Linked DNA regions of Homo sapiens: region 2 is linked to region 1. Evidence: chromatin contacts called from ENCODE Hi-C or POLR2A ChIA-PET data. All regions are on one chromosome and are shown on one strand. The core of a region is the stretch at or near the end of the contact, and the rest is flanking DNA. Distances in the headings are between cores, read along the strand shown. Region 1 overlaps NEDD9 (neural precursor cell expressed, developmentally down-regulated 9). Region 2 has its middle 32 kb from the start of ERVFRD-1.

Region 1 (3,492 bases), core at 324-2,823:
TTTCTATCTGACTTAAATTTAGGAATGATTAAATCTTCATTTCTCCCATGATTTGATCCTAAAACATTTTGAAAGGAAACAGCCTTGAGATCTGTGATTACTAAGACATACATAACATTCTTATCACATTAGAAAGCAAGAATTGACTGTTGCTTGTCTTGTTCCTGTTGTCTTGTCCCCTGAATTCCTGTTTATCTTTGATTGTATGTGGGACATTGTATTTTCAGTACATTTGTAGAAATAATGTGAAGCCTATAAAGATGTTCTCTGCCTCCAGAGAGAATTTTGTTTCCTTCTGCCAGCCTCATAGGCAAGCATACATCTGATTCCATGCTTTGAGCTGTTCTGGCAACCCTGATGTCTTCAGCCTGTGCAAGGGTGGGTTTACTTCCAGTTAATCCTTATTTTGGATACAGTCCTTAGGGTTCCAACCCAAAGTCGGGGGTGGTTTGGGGTCCCTGCCTTGGTGAGCCCTATAGTCCAATGTTCCCCCTTACCCAAAGAAGCTGTAGAAAACCCAGCACAGCCTCCCAGGCACCAGTTTCAGATCAGCAAAAAATAGCAAATGCCCCCAGGCTTGAAAAGCAATCTCACCTCTATTAACTCTTCTCCCAAAGTTTGACCTAGTAATTCTTTATTATCCTTGAACTCTTGACACTATTAAGAAGATCTTTTCGGCTGGGCGCAGTGGCTCACGCCTGTAATCCCAGCACTTTCGGAGGCCGAGGCGGGCGGATCACGAGGTCAGGAGATCGAGATCGTCCTGGCTAACACGGTAAAACCCCGTCTCTACTAAAAATACAAAAAATTAGCTGGGCACGGTGGCGGGCGCAGTGGGCGGGTGCCTGTAGTCCCAGCTACTCGGAAGGCTGAGGCAGGAGAATGGCGTGAACTCAGGAGGCGGAGCTTGCGGTGAGCCGAGATCTCACCACTGCACTCCAGCCTGGGCGACAGAGTAAGACTCTGTCTCAAAAAAAAAAAAAAAAAAAAAAAAAAAAAAAAAAAAAAAAAGATCTTTCCTAGCTTTTCTTCATTTTTTTAAGTTGTCTTCAGCAAGATGGTTAATCTCAATTACCTAGTCCATGATTTCTGGAAGTCAAAGTCAAAAGGTAAAATCTATATAGCCTAGGTGACAATTACAATAACAATAACAATAGCTAAGGCTTATTATGGCTTTATGCCAGGTACTTTATGCACTTGATCTCATTTAATACTCATATAGCCTATGAGGGAAGTATAATTTCCATTTTACCTATGAGAAAACAGGCTTAGAATGGAACCTTTGTTCTCATAGCTTGTGAGTGGTAGAACCGGGATTTAGATCCAGCTCTGCCTGAGTCCAGCTTCTGTTTGTCAATTACTTCCCTCTTCAGACCTAATTCTTCCAATAAGCAACAGAAAAAGACCCAGTGGGGCCATGGCCTCTGGCACACAGCTTCTCATAAACGAGCCTATCACACATCCCCAGAACTAAAGCAATCGTATGTTCCTTCTGATGTTGAGGTAAAAAGCAGGGTTTGTTTTGGTTTCCCTTTTCCAAAACACTCCCCCACATGTTTCTGGCTTGTGGTTAAGAAGAACCCAGGTGTTCATGTCACATACGAGCTCAACTGGGGAAAAGGAAACCATCCAGCAGCCCTCCTTGCCTGCCAATAGTGGCTTCACCCAACTTGGGGTGCATTCTTCTACAGTTTCTGATTTCTCAACTTCACCTAACATTCCCTTGCCTTCTTGGATCCCTCTCTTGCCCAACACTACCATGCATGGCTGATAGGGCACTGTTCTGCCCCATATCCCATGGGTTCTACTTAACCCAGAGCTGGCTTACCTGGAAACCAAGCTTATTCTGTAGTGGCAGACCTCACGCCATCTTGCTTAATAGCCTTCAGTTTTCCTTTAGTTGATTAATGTATCACTCAATAGATTATGCAAGACCTACTCTGCTAGGCACTGTACTAGGCCCTGTGGTTTATATTTAAATGAAGAGGGAATGATCTCTGACTTTAAAATGCTGGAAGAAGAGATGAGATGCATCAAGACCGTCAAACCACAAGTGATAAGTGCTGTCAGAGATGTGTGGATCACTGGCTCAGGGAGTTCCAAGGATAGAGACATATTATCTGTTTGGGAAGGGCTTGGTGGGGGAAAGGCATTCAGCCGGGCCTTGAAAATCAATTAAAGTTTGAATATGAGGAAAGAAAGAAGAGCATCTCAGACAAGGACATGGCATGGATGAAGGCACAGAGGTATGGGCGTGCAGGGCATCTGTGGAAATGGACAGCTCAGTTCTCGCCGAGGGAGGGAGTTGGTGCAGAGCCTGGGGGCCCTGCCTTCAGAAGATTTCCAAGAGGAAGGAGGGCAAAAATACACAGATGAAGGCAAAGACTGGCAGCCCGGAGGCCAAAGACGCGTTTAGTTTGGCCAAGACACTGTTTTTAAAATTTAAGTCAATTTTGAAAACCAGGTTTCACATAAAATTCCAAATTTCTGGCTTCTGAAAACGTGAAAGATCTGGCAACACAGGGCGCAATGTCTTCCCTCTTTCGGTAGAAGGAGTTCTGTCTCCCCGGCACCAAAGCCTGGCTTGTTTCTTCCCTACACCCTGCTTGCTCGGTCCGTGAGCATCTGAGTATAGGACCCTTGCTCTGCTATGGGTACCAGCTCAGGGAACACAGATGCAGAAACATCAGAAAGAGTCCCAAGGGCCTCTCATCCAACTTGCTGACTGTCATCATGCTGGTTCTCAGACCTCCCTATCTCTCTCTGCTATCCAAACACAGACCCTCCTCTTTAAAATTTCAGCATACATGGCTTTCAAAATTATGAGGCATGAAAGTGTCAAAAGCATCTCCAGAAACTCATGCCGCCAGGATCTGAGACTCAAAACAGTGTGGATCAAACACCATCAAAGTGTGGGGTGGGGCAATTCGAGTTTGTTTCCTTGTTTTTATGTAAGCAGATTAATTAGAGAACTAACATAACGCCAGTCTTTGGGCTTTTGATCCTATCCTGCCAGGACCCAGACTTGGAGATGTATTAAATGGATTCTTCCTTTTCTAAATGGAAGAATCTGCCCTTCTCGGCTTCATAGCTCTTCTCAAAGTCTCTGTCTTGGACCCTCCCGTTAGTTACTGAGAATGGTATACTAACATCTGAGAAAGGTTGGATTCCTCCTAGGGACAGAAAATCCACATATGGAAAGTGCAAATCCTGTGCCGGGTAATCACGAAAGCAGTTGCAGTAGCATTGGATCATAGAGCCCCAGGAGACCTCACAATTCAGCCCCCTTCCTGGCAACACTAATGAATTAAGAGGTCAGTTTGGTAATTCCAAAGGCTAAGCCTTTGTAACTATAAATAAATGCACAGAATGAAAGGAATGTAGAAAAAAAAAAAAGCAAACAGAGGGGGAAAGGAAATGAAAAACCTGACTTGATTTCATTGAGAAAATTAGTTTAAAAATGTCCTTTGTGTAGCAATTCCTTTAATGCCT
Region 2 (3,548 bases), core at 728-3,227, 55 kb after region 1:
TTAAATGCACCTTTCCTCCAAACCCTGTGCAAGTCCTCCTTGCTGGACAATCCAGATTTAGAACCCCAGTGAGCCCAAACCTGTTGAGTCCGTATGGAGTGAGGGAAAGCCAGTGCTACACCAATACTCTCTCATTAGTTTATCCAGCCAGGTATGCTCATATAAATTAGGGTTTCATCTTGTGTTTGCATTTGAATATGCGTTCATTTTCCTTTGTGCTGAATGACATACAGTGATTTGAATGCTTTAAGTATCTCCCCTTCTCTAAGCAACAAGGCAGAAGCCCAGGGTTTGCACTTATCACATCCATGGCCAAGAAATTGCACTTCAATTTCTTTACCCGTGAAGTAAGGATAAGACTTTTCCTTCCTTCCTTACCCCTCACAGAGCTGTGAAGTTCAATGAAGGCAGTATACGCGAAAGGAGTTTGCAAATGAGAGGTACTTCAACACAAAGCTTTACTATTTTAGGCCGGGCACAGTGGCTCACGCCTGTAATCCCAGCACTTTGCAAGGCCGAGGCAGGCAGATCACCTGAGGTCAGGAGTTCGAGACCAGCCTGGCCAATATGGTGAAACCTCATCTCTACTAAAAATACAAAAATTAGCCAGGAGTGGTGGCTCATGCCTATAGTCCCAGCTACTCTGGAGGCTGGGGCAGGAGAATCACTTGAACCTGGGAGGTGGAGGTTGCAGTGAGCCAGGATCACACCACTGTACTCCAGCCTGGGCACAGAACAAGACTCCGTCTCAAAACAAAATTAAAAAAAAAAAATAAACTTTATTATTTTCAAAACATCTCACCAAAGGTAGGGTTTCTCTGACTCCAACAAATAAATATGTGAGCCTTTGAATCAATCATCCTCTCCTCACTCATTTTCTGAAATGATTTGCTTTCTGGAGTTCTACACAGGGAGATAAAATTCAAATGCTATTTGGGAGCGCTCCTTTTCTCTCCAACTTCAAGCCTTCATCAGTAGGTGTCAGAGAGACTGTAAATATTGTCCCCTGACTTGGCTTTAGAGGGAGAAAAAAGATGCCCCTGTGTGGCCAGAACAATCCTGGTTTGTATCTGTTGTCCTGGCCCAATGATGTATAGTCCACTCTCCTCCCATTCACTCTCAAGTGCTCCAGTTTGATCAACAGCTTCTATGCTCGCCCCAGCCGCTTTAGGTAAAGAAGGCTAGGTAAAATGCCTATGACACAAAACAGGGTGCCACATAATTACCAAACAAATTTCCATCCAGTGACACCCTTCTAAAGGAGCACACCCCTGACCAGACCGGAATAGAAGGCGTCCTCACCTGCCAACTCTTGAAAACTGTCGCCACCTCGTGGTCACAAGCTGCTGTTCCAGCAGCACTGGACAGGATCCTTTGACCTTTGCAGAAGAGATGAAGGAGTGAAATGGACACAGAAGATGCAGAATTAGGGGGCTTGAAAAATATGTATCTCATTAACATACACTTTTGTGTTTGCTGATTAAAGAAAATCGCCACTTTCAGGAGATTCTCATTAGGCAGGAATAAGGCATCTTTTATATTTTACACTCTCAGATTCCAATAAAAAGATTGCAGGCTAAAATGTTATTTTGATATAAGTTCTACTTTATATTGAAATATTGTTTAATTAATTCAACATAGTGGGAATGGTGGCACTTAATTTAAAAAAATCCACCAACAAATGTTCAATTCTTGTCTGGGATCAGGCCACTGAGGGAAAGGAAGACTTCTCTGTGACAGTTTGTCTTTCCAGACAAACTCTTTGTCTGGAAAGGGGGCTGTGTTCAAAGAACACTTCCCTGAGAAAGTGATTTGTGTGCTGAAATTGAAAGAAGGACTGGAAGATAAGGAGAGAGAAGGCAAGTTTGTGAGTGAGGGGCACGGCCAGTGGAAGGATCCAGTGAGTAGGGTGGGGATGTCTGAGTGAGGACAGCATGTTTGCGCAACTGAACGATGACTCATGTGGCCATGAGCATGTAGAGTAAGAGGATGACGAGGCAGCAAATGAAGCCGTGCAGCATGTCACCGGCATGTCGAAGCTTTTCTACCTTTTTTCTAGGAGCAATGGGAACCTATTCACATGTTCTAAGCAAGAAGACAAATTTGAGTTGTGAAAAGCTCATTCTCGGTAACGATAAGAGAAAATACTAAAGATGGGCTGTAGTGATTTGAAACAGCCACTACTGCAGTGGCCCAAGTGAGCATTATCATGGTAGGGAATAACCGATATATGCTGGGCACACTTCTAGATGCTTTGTGTATTGACTCATTTAAGCCTTACAAAAGCCCTATGAGATAGGTACTACTATTAATACCCATTTTACAGATGAAAAAAGAGGCATACAGAAGTCTAATTTCACAGACCACAATTTATGTCTAATTTTATGACCACTACATTACCTGGCCTACAGACAGTAATAAGAAAATGGAAGAAAGTATATGGTTTCAAGAGCTACTTCAGAAGAAAAATCAACAAGACCTGATGATGTGCTGGATATAGGACATCAGAGAGTATCAAGAATGATACCCAGGCTGACGACTTAAGCCACTGGATAGGGACACTGGAGGAACACCAGGTTTGGAGAAAGTCATAAGCTTGACCTTGCAGATGCTGAGTTTAACCAGTGTTTAACTGACTGAGAAGGCAGTTGGCTCAAGAGATAGAAATATGGAGCCAGGCACAGTGGCTCCTGCCTGTAATCCCGGCACTTCGGGAGGCCAAGGTGGGTGGATCACCTGAGGTCAGGATTTCAAGACCAGCCTGGCCAACATGGTAAAACCCCATCTCTACTAAAAATACAAATATTAGCTGGGCGTGGTGGTGCAGCCTGTAGTCCCAGCTATTTGGGAGGCTGAGGCAGGAGAATTGCTTGAACCCGGGAGGCGGAGGTTGCAGTCAGCTGAGATTATGCCACCGTACTCCAGCCTGAACAAAAGAGCGAGACTGTCTCAAAAAAAAAAAAAAAAGAAGAAGAAGAAGAAGAAAGAAGGAGAGGGAGAAGATGAAGAAGAAGAAGAGGAGGAGGAGGAGGAAGAGGAAGAGGAAGAAGAAGAAGAAGAAGGTTTCTACACTTAAAAAGATGAATAAGGAGAAGGGAGGGGGACAGTGAAGTTACTGATTTCTTACTATATATTAATATGCTTGATGGGTATTTTAAAAATTAATCCTATGAGATAGATATTATCATTCCCATTTAGCAGACCAGGAAACAGGGAGGTTAAATAAATTTCCAACTGTCAAGTTATAGCATTTGGATGGGATCTCAGTTCTTCTGACTGAGATCCTAAGATCTGGATTGGCCATTTCCACTGGTCTTACGCGCACCTGGGATTATGCCCAAACTGTCCCCTCAAATACATTCCACCCCAGTGTCCAGCAGTGATTCACCATTGACTAATCCTTGTCTTTCACTTCCTGTATCTAACCAATTATCAAAACCTGTCAAATTGACTCCCATCAGTATCTCTTCAATTTGTCCCCACTACCACCAGCCTTGCAGACTCATGTCATCTTTTGCATAAACTACTGCAATAGCCTCCTGTTGGCA

Evidence for each region. A loop is a pair of places that touch in the nucleus more often than their neighbours do. ChIA-PET counts read pairs that join two places held with the same protein, here RNA polymerase II (POLR2A). Pooled maps may share reads with other maps.
Region 2: a pooled map shows a loop between it and region 1 (2.7-fold over the local background). The contact joins two enhancer-like sites. A Hi-C loop is called at or near these places in 4 of 168 maps with a recorded cell type or tissue (CD14-positive monocyte, PC-3, mammary epithelial cell and 1 more) and 5 of 50 pooled maps. POLR2A ChIA-PET finds 5 or more read pairs at or near these places in 1 of 52 experiments (activated T-cell).

Annotation. Positions count from the first base shown.
Region 1 is chr6:11,197,157-11,200,648 of GRCh38, reverse strand. All of the region lies in intron 2 of NEDD9 (neural precursor cell expressed, developmentally down-regulated 9), which reads left to right. Among named protein-coding and RNA genes, the nearest start is that of NEDD9, 34 kb to the left of the region's middle. RefSeq lists an enhancer at 1,370-1,419. Within about 2 kb of position 1,573, at least 4 of the 41 ENCODE cell types and tissues checked have a DNase peak (open chromatin) inside an H3K27ac peak, as active enhancers do.
Region 2 is chr6:11,142,325-11,145,872 of GRCh38, reverse strand. No RefSeq gene overlaps it. Among named protein-coding and RNA genes, the nearest start is that of ERVFRD-1, 32 kb to the right of the region's middle. RefSeq lists an enhancer at 1,399-1,448. Within about 2 kb of position 1,977, at least 4 of the 41 ENCODE cell types and tissues checked have a DNase peak (open chromatin) inside an H3K27ac peak, as active enhancers do.